Linked DNA regions of Mus musculus: region 1 is linked to region 2. The links are chromatin loops, found by intact Hi-C in ENCODE. Cell type or tissue: heart. All regions are shown on one strand.

Region 1 (8,000 bases), 290 kb after region 2:
CACAGGCCACTGCTCCTCCTGAGTCCTTACATAGCTGCTTGACTTTTCTTTCTCCAAAGCTTGGCAAACTCTTCCCCTCCTCCCTTGCTTCTATCTCTTTTCCACCAGAGACCTGGAAGTCCCACCTATTCCTTCTGCCCAGCAATTGGCCTATGGCTTCTTTATTGACAGATCAAGAACCAATTGGGAAACAGGACAGTATCAGACCCACCCATACAGATGACATGCTCTGGGCAATAAAATACATATGAGAGATATGAGGAGGGGAGGAGAGTTTCCAGCTAATTTTATTTTTCTTCTTTTGATATTATGCAAGTATTAGAATAGGCAATGTGTGTGGCAAACATTGAAAAGTTGTGGATATTTTGGTTACATAGCCTCAGGAAGGCTGAGGAGAGAAATTCCAAGTGAGAAAAGAGCAGAAGCAAAGGAGAGAACAGAGAATGAATATCACGTGCATCCAAATTCTATAAGGAGTCATGAGGGGACAAGAAAGGAGGCTCTGAATGGATGGAGAGGACTTTGGTCTCTATTCAGTACCAGGTTATGTTTAAAGTGTTTGGATCAGACTTGTTTTAGGATGATGTATTTGAAACTAGATCACAGAATCACTTCAAGATTCTGTTAGGCTCCATATCCCCATCCTCTGGTCTGACACACTCTGATTCAGCGAGTACTGAGTAGAGCCTTCCAGTTTGCATTTCCAGTGATGTCGCATGTCATTCTGGCTGTATGGTGTCACAAAATGCCCTGTAATTAACACTGACACAAGAATTGAGACTTTCCAAGATGTTTGTGTGTTCTTATAACTAAAGATTCTTTGCCTGTGTACCTTTAACATAGTTATTTACTTGTTCTCTTACTCACTGTTCTATTGCTGTGAGAAGACACCATGACCAAGACAAATGTTATAAAAGAACTCATTTAACTGCGAGCCTGCTTAGAGTTTCAGAGGATTAGTCCATTATCATCATAGTAGGAAGCATGATGGCACTCAGCCAGGCATGGGGCTTGCAGTTCACGTCTTGATCCAAAGGCAGACAAGCAGAAAGAGAGAGAGGGAGAGGGAGGGGGGACAGAGAGAGGCAGAGACAGACAGAGTGAGTGAGATCGGTCTGGTATTAAAATCAGCTTTTAGTGACACAACTTCTCGAACAAGGCCACACCCCTTAATCCTTCCAAAATATTCCGGTCACTGGTAACAAAGTGTTCAGATATATGAACCTATGGGGGTCATTTTCATTCTAAACATTATACTTACCAATTATAGAGAAAACTATTATGCCAGAGAATGAGCTAATGAAGACACACAAGATCATTGTTTAATTTGAATTATCAATGGTGTAAGTCTTTTTTTTAAAGATTGTTATTTGTATTTGAGTTTGCATCACTTTGTTTTTAAACTTTGATACAGTCATTTAAATAGATGCTTCTTAATTTTTAAACCATTGAAAGATTTTTGTATTTCTTTTTGCTTCTGGATAATGTAATATACAAACACACTTAAGCCCAATTGAGAGAATTTTCTTATTGCTATTTTGAATAGATACCCTTCACGAACTATGGGAAGTTGACTGGTAAGGGTTGGGGAGGTGGCTCAGTCGGTAAGGTGTCTACTATACAAGCATAAAGTTCATATGTTCAGACCCTAGCACCCATCTAAAAAGCCTCGTGTGGTTTCATGAACCTGTAATCCTAATGCTGATGGGGGCTTGAAGTGAGCAGAGATAGGCAAATTCCTGGAATTTACTGGCTAGATGGTTTGGTATCAGTGAGATCAAGGAGAGAATCTGTCTCAAAATATATGATGGAGAAATGTTTAAGGAAGATACTGAATATTGACCTTTCCCCTTTGAGTATGTGTGGGCACACACACACACACACACACACACACACACACACACACACACACTCACCTTCTTCCCGATCCTGTGCACACATATACAATCACACATACAACACACACCACCTTCCCCCAACATGTTCACACATATACAATTATACATGCAGCACACGCATACACATACATGCATGCATTCGAATCCTTGCTTGCTTGCTTCTGTCTTCTCTGATATCAATCTATAGTCCTTACAAACCAATAAGCAATGTTGCCATTTGTCATTCTTATCAAATGCATTTGAACTCCACTGAAATTTTTGCTTGGAAGAGTTTTAAGGAAGTTTTTTTTTTTAAATCGTGTTTTCAAATGTTTAGAACGCACTGATGGGAGGTCTTTTATTTAGACACTGGATGCAATTATCTTACTTGTCATTAAAATCAATTAACTATGGAAGTCTATCCATATACCTATCCTAAATGTCTTTATTTTTCCAGCCAGCTTCTTCTTATTCATTACTGAAACACTACTTTGTTATCGTTACAAATATACTTTGAGATACCTATGGCTCAGATGGCCCTGTTTCTATCACAGAAGAAAGTTACCTACTTGGAACACTTCTTCATGTACACATGCACCTGTAGTTCTTGGGACTTTCCACATCTTTGTTTTGAAGAAAACGTAGCCATGGTCACCTGTGTCTCACTTCATTTTAAAGAGTTCACTTCAGTGCTGTTTAAAAACTAAAGTTGAGTGTACCAATGGTGTCCAGAAGGATTTTATGTACTCCCAGCTCCAACTCCTTAGCTGCTGATGCTTGACCTCATGCAGCAGAGTGAATGTTGAATGAAGCCTGAGAGCTCTCAGAAAGCTTAGCTAAAATCCTTATAATTTTTATCAAACAAACCAAACCAAACCAAAACAACAACAACAACAACAAAAACTTGGCCCTAACAGTTTTACCACCAAATACTAGTTGAAATTACATTTTATCCACATTTTAAAACTTTATTTAATAAAATGAAAAATTTCATTTATTGTTAGTATCTGTATTACTGTATTTTCTTGTTTTGAGACATGGTCTCATGTTGGCCTCAAACTTCCTATGTAGCTGAGGTTGGTCTGGAACTCCTGAGTCTCCTGCCTCCACCTCCCAAGGTCTGGGACCACAGTCAGATGCTACCATGCCTGGCTTAACTCTTTATGTGTTGTATTATTGCAACAAAAACTAGTGAGTGCTCTCCGTGGAAACAAACCAGAAATGACTGTACTTTCATACAAATTATGTATCAAGTTTTTGTAATGTCCTGTGATTTGTCACATCTTTCCCAAAATGTTGGGACTGTTTTCTATATCTCTCATGAAATGGGTTCAAATTCCAGTAAATTTTTTGGAAAGAATTTTAGATTGGTTTTTTAAAATCTCGACTAAGAGCCGGGCGTGGTGGCGCATGCCTTTAATCCCAGCACTCCGGAGGCAGAGGTAGGCAGATTTCTGAGTTCCAGGCCAGCCTGGTCTACAAAGTGAGTTCCAGGACAGCCAGGGCTACACAGAGAAACCCTGTCTCGAAAAACGACCAAAAAAAAAAAAAAAAATCCCGACTAAGGTGTTCTTTTGCCTTATGCCTATCTGATCATTTTTACATGTGTCACCGGTCAGCAAAGCAGAAGAAATTAGGGTTCCTGTAGCCATACTTCTCCTTTTGTGCTTTGCTGCTCAGAACGAACTCTATATTCAACCTGGTGACTCACACTAGTAACCCCAACCCTTTGAACACAGGGGCAGGAAAGTCACAAGTTCAAGAGTTCAAGGCCAGTCTGAGCGTTATAGCGAAACCCTGTCTCAACATAACAGCGCAACTGTTTCTTTACATGTTGGGTATAATTTTTTTTTTTAAAAGATTGAATATTGCTTAATCATGGGAAAACAGCACAGGCCTCTGTGTTTTAGATATTTATTTGTTAAATATTTTATTAATTATAATATCATGTTATCATTACCATCATCTGTATACTTTATATACCATTAACCAATATGTCAAGACACAATCTATATAGGCAATGAAGTCATTATTAGTACTAGTGAAAATGTATATAAGTCCATATATTTAAATGATCTTTAGAATAATGTAAAATTCTTTTTGAACCTTCTTCTTTTTTTTTCTTTTGTTGGTCACTAGTATTAGGTTGAAATGAGGTCATTAGGTCATTTCTGGTTTGTTTTCACAGATGGCTCTCACTAGTTTTTGTTGCAATAATACAACACATGGAGAATTTAGTCAGACATGGTAGCATCTGACTGTGGTCCCAGAACTTGGGAAGTGGAGGCAGGAAGCTCAGGAGTTCCAGACGAACCTCAGCTACATCGGAAGTTTGAGGTCAACATGAGACAATGTCTTAGAACAAGAAAATAATACGAATACTAATCCCAACACAAGCTGGGAAACCCCATCTGTCATCTTTCCCCCAGCCCCGCCCACAGAAAGAAAGCTTTTGTGCCCGTCCAGGGCCTCAGTTTTTGACCATGCATGGACACAATCTCACCTCCTGGCCGACATGTTAACCCTCCTGCAGAAGCTCTATACCGCCCCCTGCTGTACTCTGGGTGCATGACTTTACTGACCTCCATCTGTGAGATCAGTGAACCCATCAGAGAGCGGCCTCCCAATAAACCTGCCTTCATCTGCTTTTCCTCTGGTTTAATCTGGCCTGTATCAGCAACACCAAGGAGGTAAAAATGCCTCTCAACTCGGCCTGTTTACAAGTAAGGCATAAGTGACTTGCATGTGGGTAGGGGTGGGGGGAGAATGCTGCCTTACTGAGTTTGGGGTCTTTTTATTCTCTTCTATTCATGGTTTCTTTATAGACATCTTATAGACAAGACCTACTTAGACTTCGGGCTTATTTTAGGGGTCATGCCCCTTCTCTCTATGTAACATTCTAAAACAGCCTGTGTATGCCTTGAGCCCTGAGTCCACCACACACATCCTCATAGACACCCACATCCCTTCCCACAGCAAAAGGCCTACTAATCTTTGTAGTAATGCTCTTCACAGAGAGCACATAGTGTGGTATAGGGCATATCTTAGGACAGGCATTCTTTTTTTTTTTTTTTTTTTTTTTTTTGGCCAGGGTTAGTGTAGCTAACAGTCGGTTATATAATGTGTAACTTCACTTTTACGTGGATATCTTGAACTGCAATTCATCAAATATGCAAGAAAGTTGAAGGAGTCTGGGTCCCCTCTGCGTTTGGATGCCTTGTTTCTTTAGACACAATTATATACAGAGAAAGTGAATACACTAGCATGAGTGGGTTCAACAAACAGAGGCTGGAATCAAGTTCAGAAGCAAACATAGAATACCCAAGAAATAAAAGACTTGTCTGATCTCAGGGGGCTTTGAATTACACATACTCTTGAAGCAATGGCAAGCTACTTCCAAAGCTACAAGTCAGTGGTTTGTGTGGGGCTGTGAATTGAGGAGCATGAGGAAGGGCAGAGTCCTGCCTGCCCCATGGAGCCCCATGCTCCTTGATGCATGATGTGGAGAGCCATGCCGCGAGCAATCACGTGCGTGCTGCAAGCAATCGCTGAGGAGAGCCGGGCATGCTGCGAGCAATCGCCATTATAAGATGGCACTGGCCTCCGCTGTGCCTAACTAGTAAACAAGCCTTGTACGCAGGTGCGAGAGTGAATTCACTCCTAGTCACTGCCCATTCTCGGGACATAGTAGTGGGGTGATGGACGAGCAACGAATCATGAGCTGTCACGCCATATCAGGTGCTGAAACGTCATGCTGCGGGCTATATAAGCAGCGCTATTTTCCCGGTTCAGGGTCTTCCTGAAGAAGTAAGCAATAAAGCTTTTGCCGCAGAAGATTCCGGTTTGTTGCGTCTTTCTTGCTGGTCGAGTGGGACGCAATACATGAAAGTATGATGGAGTGACTCATTTCTGTTGATGGGATCGACTTCATCCAGAAAACTCCAAAGGCTAAGAGTCAGCTGCTTATACTTCAGTAGGAATGAGTGTTTACACTGTTTGGATGCTCTGCAGGGTGGTTGTGAGGACTAAATGCCACCACAAAGCTGGGCACACCATGTGCTCTCTGTGAAGAGCATTACTACAAAGATTAGTAGGAGTTTTGTTGTGGAAGGGATGTGGGTGTCAAGGCATACACAGGCTGTTTTAGGATGTTATATAGAGAGAAGGGGCCATGACCCCTAAAATAAGCCCAAAGTCTAAGTAGGTCTTGTCTAGAGAGGGAGGGAAAAGGTGAGTGTGTGTGTGTATGTGTGTGATTATGTGTGTCTGTGAGTGTGTGTGAGTATGTGTGAGAGTCAGAATGTGTGTGGGGGAATGACTGTGTACTTTTGAGTCTCTAGAACACAGAGCTAAAACATGAAGTATATCCCAGTATTTTTGTAGGTTACAACCCCAGGACAACCAAATGAGGGAAAAAATAAAACAGCAGAGAAACCAGGAGAGCAAATAAAAGGTGATGAATTTTTGAATTGGTTATAGCCTCAGATAAAAGCTGACTGCATAGCTCATAGTCAGCTTTTTGTTGTGACAGATAACTAAGATAAAAAGTGTAAAAGAGGAAAAAAGGTATTTTAGCCTATGGCTGCAGAGTTTTTAACCTCTAAGTGGTTGCTTCTCTGACTCCTCGGCCTGTGACAAAATAAGTATTGTGAACAATGATGAAGAAAGCTGCTCACATTTGGTGGCCATGAGGAAAAAGGAGAAAGATGGTGTCTTTGGTCTCAAAATTTCTTTCAAGGGCACACTCCAGTAAGCTGATTCTCTTCTGTTGGACTCTGCCTCCTGAAGTTTTCATAGCCTCCCAACAGTATCAAAGGCTGACACATGTGTGTTAATCTTTGTGGTAGCATTTAGTCCTCAGAACAACCCTGCAGAGCCACTTAAACACATGAGACTGGACATTCACTATCCAGACTGTAACATCCAGACACTGAGCACAATTGCAGAGAGAGTGTATAGATATGTGAATTTCAAAACTATCAGTGGGTGAAAGACAGAGTAATATATGTTCATTTCTTCCTATCTCTTATTTCTTAGTGAACAACTAAGGCATTTCACTTGGGGTTTGTGTTACATGGTCTCTCTGGGAAGTTACTGGGTCAGTATTTTACTGTGTGTTAGTTAATCTTGATTGTCATCTTGAAAGTATGTGGAATCGACTAGGAGACATACCTAGGAGTGTATCCACGAAGGGTTTCCTGAAAGCACCAATTAGGGAGAAACTTCTTCTCCAAGACTCAGGGATCATTGTTCATTTAATGCTATCTGCTAAAATATTGACAATCTTACTGGCTTGAGCTTGTGAAGGTCACCATAGCTGCAATGTATTCATGATTGCAACATGTACAGATGATGGCGTTTCATAGGACTCCTCTCCACCCTCTAGCTTTTCCATTTTTTAAAAAAATTATCTATCTATCTATCTATCTATCTATCTATCTAATCTAATCTATCTATCTGGCTCTTCTACACTGTTCTCTGATCCTTGGTGAGAGGGCTGGGTTGTGATATAAATGTCTTACTGATGGCCAGGCACTCAACAGCTATTTCCTGTCTCAGCACTTCCACCAGTTATGAGTCTCTGCCTTGACTGCTGCCCACTGCAAAAGAAGCTTGCTGACCAACGTTGAGCACAGCACTAATCTATGGCTATAAGCCTAAGTATTTAGATGGCAGTTTGATAACATATCCGTATAGCAAAACAACATCAATACCTTCCCTACTAGAGCTTATGGGTGATTACTCTTTTTAAAAGGGCATTGAGACTTTTGATGGAGAGAAGATGACAGAATATTGAAGGAGAAATCTGAGAGATCAGCTCTGTGCCGTTTACATTTTTGTCAGCTTCACACAGCTAGGATACCAACTGAGAAACTATCTCTGACAGATTGGCCTGTATAGAACTATATGGGAGCATTTCCTTGATTAATTATTGATGTAGGAGGGCAGAGCTCATTGTGGATGGTGCTACTCCTGGGCAGGGAGTCCTGCATGGTATAAGAAAGCAAGCAATGAGGAGCAAACCCCCATGAGAAGCAGAATTCCTCCATGGTCTCTGCCTCAGTTTCTGCATCAAGGTTTCTGGCTTCCCTCGATGATGGATTGTGACTTATTAGCCAAATA
Region 2 (8,000 bases):
AAAAGATTCTATTTTCAATAAGGGGAAAAATTAAAAATGAAGTAATATGCTCATTTGAAGAAAAAAATGTTCTCAATTTGTGTTAGCTGGAATGATTATACAAATCCCCAGTATTTTCAAGTAATAATTTCTAACATATATGTATCTAAGTTATTATGACAATAATCATATAACTGTAACTTAAATTTCAAAATAGGATAAGTAAACTCAAGATATTCTTTTTGCTTTAACTACACTCATGTTGAGATAATGATATTTATTTGTTTGATCCATGAACTGTTGAAATCATGCTAAGTGAAGATTTATAATAAGTTTCTATAGAAATTTTTTATGCACCAAGATCTATCTGTTTCGAAAAGAATAAAAATATTTAAACTAGGTTAAAGTAGATAGACAAACACTACAGATAAGAATAGTTACTCAAATGTGCCTTTAGCTTACATTTGAAAGCACTGAATTTGAAAGTATCACCGCAGGCTAAGTCGGAACACTGAAAAACACTGCACACTCAAGAAAGACCTGTCAGAGAAGTGGTATTTACTTTTTAGGTTTCTACTAGTGTATAGGGGAGAGGCTTTGATTCAAACTAAGATTAGAAAAAGCAATTAAATGTTTTATTAACTTTAATATCCTCAGAAAGCATGATTAAAAATATTATGGTTAAAATGTAGTCATGTGCCGATACACAGTATTTTAAAGCAAACTGTGAGGAGACAGTTTAATCTTCTTTATTATCTTGAATTTATCTACATTTTAAAGATCAAATAATGGTCTGATTAATTTCTCTATCTTAAAATTGTTATTTTTAAATAATAAAAACTCTTTGGAAAGAAAATATTTTTTGGGCATTGTTTTAAGTCAGATCAACTTGTCTCAGAGAATAGAGGTTATGTATGTCATCAAGATACTGAGAAAAGTTTCATGAAATCTTCATGTTACATTCAGTACCACATTTGCTCTTTTGTTTGTTTTGGTTTTTGTTTTGTTGTTGTTTGAAACAGGGTTTCTCTGTGTAGCCCTGACTGTCCTGGTACCGTGGACTAGCAGTCCCGGAAATCAGAGATCCACCTGCCTCTGCCTTCTGAGTGCATATTTTAAATAGCAGAGAATCAAATGGTGCAGTGGGCACAGCCCTTTCCGCAAATACACGTAAACACCTGAGGTTTTATAGATATTATAGAATATAATATTATAGAAAGCTAATATGGCTATCATGTCTGCAACTCCAATTCAAATGACAGAGATCCTGGTCCTCCTTACTCACTAAGTCTAGCCAAATCAACAAGCACCAAGTTCAGTGAAGCAATATTGTCTCAAAAATTAAGGTGGAAAAAAATAGGAGAGGCCATTTGATGTTGATCTCTTGCTTCCAAGAACCAACCCATGTCCACACCTTCCAGGAACTGACCCATTTAAACACAGATACACTATCTACACTCAAACATGCTCACAAAGTTATAAAAAAGAAAGGAAAAAAATTCAGAAAATTATGAAAGGAAAGTAGCAGAAGGTGTTGCTGGGTTTCCCGTGGAGGTGGATGGCATGGATAGTTGTAGAAAGAACTTGCTGAGCTGGTGGGGACAGCCTATCACTAGAAGTTACCTTCTGTGAACTGTACTCTGAGCAAACTTAGGGCACATGACACAGGACTTCATGATGAGTCCTGAGCAATAGAGCTCTACAGACTGTTAGAAGTAAGTACACAGCTTGGAGAGTGATTAACAGAAAGGCCATACTGAGGCTCTAAAACATTTCCTAGATAGCGTCAATGATCCACAAAATTCTCCAAAATAATGAGCTTCTACAGTCCTGCACATAACTATGTCTTACTATAGGAAAAATTTATTTTACTAATATTTAACAAAAGATACTAAGTTATGGTCTTATTTTAATAGTAATGGAACTTAGCACTGAGCTACACCAACTCTACAGGCTATCTGCCATGACCACAGCAAACCCTTACTATATACATATCCTATTTCCAGAGAGGTTTGCAGCCTACAATGTTGTAATTTAGTTAATCGTAGTTATTATATTTCTATAATAATAAAATCTGAATAGGCAGGAGAGAGCACACGAAAACAGACTTAGAGAAGAGCTTCCTAAAAGTAAGCATGGCGTCAAAGAGTATTAGAAAATATTCATTTAAACATAGACAATAATATTAAGGTCAATGAATCATACACTTGAAATTTCACTACAAGTTCTCCCTGTTTAGACAAGACTGATTCATCAAGTGACAATCTATAAATACAGTCTAAAAAAAAAAAATACAAGTAAGAATTTTATTAAAACTTTGGATGACTAACACCATTTTGTCTTAAGAAAAGTTGGTTTGGTTTTTTTTTTTTTTTGGTTCCTTAAGACAGTATTAATAATGGGTGTGCAAAACTTAATAAAAATGAAAAGACATCCATTAACTGAAACACTATAGGGAGTTAATATCTTTTTTGTTGTATCTAAAAAATTCAAATAGAAACTATTTGCAGGGTATTAACTGCCATTTGTTAACAATGGTAACTAATCTCATTCATGTTTTTTAGTTGATAATTGAATACATTCATTCAATATTAAAAGAATTTTGAATCTAAAGTTTCAAAGTTCATACAAAAAATCCAAGATAAATGTTTTCAAGCATATCATTAATATTACAAAACATCTATCACTATAAATCAAACTCACTGGAACCTTCATACTCAATTAAAAAAATTATGAGTCCTTCAAAATTCCAAGAAGTAATGAATCAGAAAGTATATATAATTTGTAAAATGTATTTTCTATTAAAGAATTGTTACTTTAAAAATAGCTTATAAAATTTGAAACCTATAATTACTTGCATTTACCATTTTATAATGCATAATTATTAACAGAAATGACAAACTTGATAATAATGAAAATTAAAAATTATTATATTATTATATTTTAAAATCTATGACAAACTAATTATCAAATTTAACTATTACTACACACCATAACAGATATCAAAGTAATTGGTTATTGATTTTATACAAACTAACAAATTAGAAGGTATCTAGAAAAATGTTAAGTATGCCCTAATTAATAAATGCATTTTCTAATTCAAGTTTGCATTCATGCAACTGGACCAATGTGTTAACTTTCCTAGGATTTTAAAATTCAATGGCAAGGCAATTGTTAAACACTTCTAGAACTGATCTTACAGAAAACAGAAAGCAAGAAAAATATATTTGAATAAGGAGTTTCATTAGGCTGCCTCAATACAGGCCTTTCCTACTATAAAAGGGCAAGATAGTACAGAGTTTCCTCTACCTTGTATTCTTGCTGAGTCCATTTCAGATTTAACTATAATTTGATCTCTTTGATGGAGAAACCTGTGGAAAATTACTTAAATGATTCTAAAAAACTAAGGTCAAGATGCCCCAGCTAATTTATCTGGGCTTCTGTTACACTACCTGCTTGAGCAAAACGTTATTTATTGTTTTATTAAAACTCCAGTTTATTGTGTATTATAGCTTCTGCCAAACTGCTTGCTTGCACAAAATATCCACCTATAACTGCCAGATGAGATACAGGATAGGGTTTTGCCTTTAAAAGCACTTTGATCTAAATGTCCGATACTACATTTAGGTACAGAATATCTAAGTGTACTCCCAACTAACAGGAATTGACTTTTAACTGACTGTGGGCTATGACATAACTGGTGGACTCCCTGAAGCATTTTAGAGGTTCAGGTTGTGCCCATGCCCCAGTGAGAGCCTTAGAGACTGGATCCCAAAACTGATGGTACCCACAGGAGTAGGAAGGAATACTCTGGCTATAGAGGAGTCCTAGAGGGTATGTACCTTGATTTATCCCAGGCGCTGGGGAAAACCTCTCCCAACAATCACTGTCTAGTACTCTAGAAGCATCTGAATCCAGTTCCCCAAAAGACAAAAGTCATCTGATTCGGATGACTCCAAAGGTTAAGTGTCATCTGCAGGAGGTGACATCTAGGTAGGACACAAGAGGAGAAGACATACAGGAGCATAGATTCTGCATCACAGAACTCACCTGGCCTGTTCAGATACATGAGTGTATGGTAGCCACCCCTGGCTGACTTTACTATGTGTCTCTCAGTATGAGAGATGTGTGTCTATTTCACTTTGTGTGTTTTTGTCAGTTATATTGGTTGGAGAAACAGATCTAAAATGGGGAAGTAGTGAGTCATTGCAAGACTGTAGCCATTACTATCTCTGAGACAGCACATGACTTCCTGAAGGCTCACAGGCCACAGTGGGCTGACCACCCATGCTGCAATATCCTGCTTTCCAGGGGTGAAAGTGGCTGCACAGCAGCTGGCTACTGCCTTTTGCTATGATTACACCAGCAGCTCCCAAGTGTTGCAGCCACCAGTTTCCCTGTAGTAAACAATCGTTCTCTTGTAAAAAGTACTTCCATTCTGGCTTACAACCTGTGCTCTTGTGGTATTGACTCTAAATTACATTTGTCTTGGCCAGGGCACTCAGAGGAAGTCAAAACCTCTGCCTGTTCTCTCAGCCATTCTAGAAGAAATTGATCTATCTCTTCCTGACTGTTTGGTTCTGTCTTACTTAGGTGAATACTGCTCTAGGTGAAAAAAGGTCCTGTTCCCTGTGTGGAAGAGGGCAACAGCCCAGCCTCTCATCCAAGAGAACCCCTGCAGTCTAATCCTAGAGGCTTAAGCAGCTCTGTGTGCCCTGTAAAGTGTTCTAGTCACACTGGGGTAATCTGAGTAATGTGAGTAGTGACTGGGGTGGAAGTTCCACTCATTCATGGTTTATGTCTCCTTCTCTATCAGTGACTTGTATAACTGGAAGACTTAAAACCATTCTGTTTCAGAATCTTTAACTATAGGCTCTTTAACTATACATATAGGCAAATGTGGATGATTGCAGGCAGATCCTGACCACACTGTTTACAGGGTTTATAGTAGTTTTAGTACTGGTTATGTTTTTGTAAAAGACTTATGGCTTACAATTGTGTATGATTTGGTAGCTATGGTAGTGAAAAGCCTTATAACATTCTACAGAATATAACTAGAGAAGTATAGCTTCTGATAAGGAACCCGAATGACATTTTTGAGATGCTAGGATATTACCCATAGCACAAACAGAATGGATTTCGCATGTCTGACCTAAAGGTCATTTCTTCAGTACACCATATGCTTAGCTTGGGTATAAAGGGTTTATTGGCATGAACTCCCTGACTTATATCTCCAAACATGGGATCAAACCAGACCAACCAGGGTGATCATTCCCCAGCATTGAAGGACTATGGAAAACAAAGCACTAGACTTTGTCTTCAGAAAATACTATTCAGAAGCAAGGGGCTTGGGGGGGGGGGGATTGTTGGAAGAACTGATATAAAGTCACAGAAGTCATGGTGTGCTTTCCTGTGAGTTGTAAAGCTAAAAGAAGAGGTTCATAAATTTGTGGCCAGCCTAGGCATTTTGAAAAGACCCTCTCAAAACAACAAGATGAAACTGCCTGAGCCAACCTTTCTAAAAGTAACAAAAGACCAAGAGCTTATGAAAATGGGTTGCATGCATTGCTGCCCCACATTAAGAAAACATGTTCTAATTTTACTCCCTATTTGCATTATATTTGTTTCCAATATAGACATGTTGCACCTCAAGAGTGAGATGCTAAGACAGAAAGTAGGAAACTGTAACCAGTCTAACAGAAATGGAGATATCTTAAAGAGACGCTTGAGTCAACTTGACTATCAAGACTACTGAAACAATGGGCCTCAAACAAATTGGAATTTTCTCAGGAAATTTAATGTTACATAAAGGAAAAGGCAGCAACCAAAAGAGGACCTTTGTTTCCAGGAAAGAGTTTTCTCACAACCCTAACAACCTGTAGATCACCCAATAGGGTGAGACTGGGGATCCGATAGTGGTGGATGGAGCACACCCTGAGTGGGACTGCTTACTTGTGCATATCCTTGGTCCTCTCTTTAAATGTGATCTCCCTTCAGGACACTGAAGACAAACTTGAAACATTTTCTAGATTTTTGTCCCTCTTCCCAATGTGGCCACAGTGAATAAATCTCCTTTCATGAATTCCATATTTAATATGGCTTTTTAAAGTTGACTTATTGAAGATGGGTGGGCAGATCTGACTTGGAGCACAAGTTGTGAGCCCAAGTATAATAAAAATGTTACAGCTAAAACATTAAATATATGGAACAACAACAACAAAAAAAGTATAGTAAAAGCTATAAAAGAAAAGGACTAAGTCATACCCAAAGCATAGAAGGACTAGGAGGTAGACAGACTACCTAGTTAGCAGACATGTAGGGAGGGGGCCATGCCTGGGTAGGAGAATTCCGAGATGGCCAGCTTCTTCCTCACCCTTCTGACTTGAGACAAAAGCCTGAAAGCTTAAAACAAAGGCTTTGCAATCTTTTGTTACACACTAGCTGCTGATGAACTGGCTAAACAAGTTCAAGGCCTGCTTAGGAAATATGATACAAGAGTTCTGTGTCAATCAATGATTCTAGCTTTCTTCAAACTGTTCAACCTTAAGTTAGGGGAAGGAAACACTTTGGAGATCTAAAAATCCCAGCTCCAGAAAGACTGATTTGGGGGTGCAGGCGATGTTTTAGTTCCTTCTCTGATTTGTAGAAGGTCTTTTTCTCTGTGTCCTTACTGGGTTTCCTCACCTACAATAATCAATTTTCTTCAATTGCTGTTTCTCTCTGAGGTACTGGAGAATCCTCTATTATTACATGTTGGGCTTAAGATTTTTCTTCCCTTTTAATTCTTTAATTGGCAGAAAGAGCTAATGTAATCAAGATCCCTAGACCATATCAAACCCACTCTAACTCACTGTTGTAATAGAAATTGAAAGAAAAACTTTGCACAGTAAAGCTGGTTGAAGCCACTCTCACAGATGACATGGGCAGAAATACTGTAGTCTGAAAAAAAAAAAAAAAAAAGAATGACTCACTGTAGGATATTGAGAAGGAAATTTAAAAGTTCCTACAATTAAATGATATGAAAACACATGTCCATATCTATGGGCTATAATGAAGGTAGTCAGTCCTTGGAGTGAGCTGTATAGCTCTAAGTGTATACAATTAAAAAAAATAATTAAAGGTGTTTTATGATGGGGAATGTTAAGGAATTGGAATAAGAAGAACAAGACAACCCCAAAAGAAGTAGACAATAATAAATAACAAGCATCAAGGTGGAACTTGTTGAATTTAAATCAAAAGACAAAAAATCAATTAAATAAATTGTTAGTCCTTTGGAAAATGTAGCAAGATTGACAAGTATTATAACAGATACTATAAAAATCCAGTGACTATCAGGCCTACCTAAAAACTAAACTCTATTCCATTAAACTTAAAAATAGAAATGAAATAGTTGGATTTCTAGATATATTTGATCTAACAAAGTAAAGTCAAGATGAAATAAGTAGTTTAAGTAAACATATAGCAGCCATTGAGTTGGAAGCAGTTTTTAAAACTTTCCCACTTAAAAGTTTAATAATAAATCCTGGGGCCAAAAGATGTATCAGAGAATTATAACAAACAAACCCTATAGCAAAGGACACCAATACTCCTGAAATTATTTCATAAATTGGAAAAGGAGGAGGCAAAGTTCTAACCAACCAAACAAAAACAAAAACAAGAAGGAAGGAAAGAAAAAAAAAAGAAATTATAAACAATCTCTCAGATGAAAAAGAGACATTAAAGCTGTCAATAAAATACGTGTAAAGTGTATTCAACAACAAATTCAAGAGCACTCATTATGATCAAATTATCTTTATTCCAGAGAAGCAGGCATATTCAACATATAAATCAATAAATACAGTTAACCACTGGAGTCAAAACTGAAATCACAGGACCATTTCAATTGAAGAAGAAAAGGTCTTTGAAAAATATCTAACATCCCTTCTTAATAAAGGCTTTATAATAAAACTATGGATAAAGGAGGTATGTTTCAATATAATAAAGACTATCTATGACAAACTGACAGCCATCATCATTGAAAA

What was found. A loop is a pair of places that touch in the nucleus more often than their neighbours do. Peaks named below come from ENCODE experiments on the same cell type or tissue, not always from the same donor. Only the 100,000 strongest peaks of a DNase experiment are listed, where the experiment ranks them.
Region 1: a loop joins it to region 2, with 3 times the contacts of the local background. A loop is called at or near these places in 14 of 42 quality-filtered maps.

The regions. Positions count from the first base shown.
Region 1 is chr17:51,284,541-51,292,540 of GRCm38, forward strand. No RefSeq gene overlaps it. Among named protein-coding and RNA genes, the nearest start is that of Tbc1d5, 110 kb to the left of the region's middle. In heart, a CTCF peak has its summit at 4,429 (motif pointing left); a DNase peak (open chromatin) is centred at 4,441.
Region 2 is chr17:50,989,571-50,997,570 of GRCm38, forward strand. The region is part of intron 3 of Tbc1d5 (TBC1 domain family, member 5); the gene reads right to left. Among named protein-coding and RNA genes, the nearest start is that of Gm31083, 110 kb to the left of the region's middle. In heart, no CTCF peak of the experiment used is centred here; a DNase peak (open chromatin) is centred at 4,271.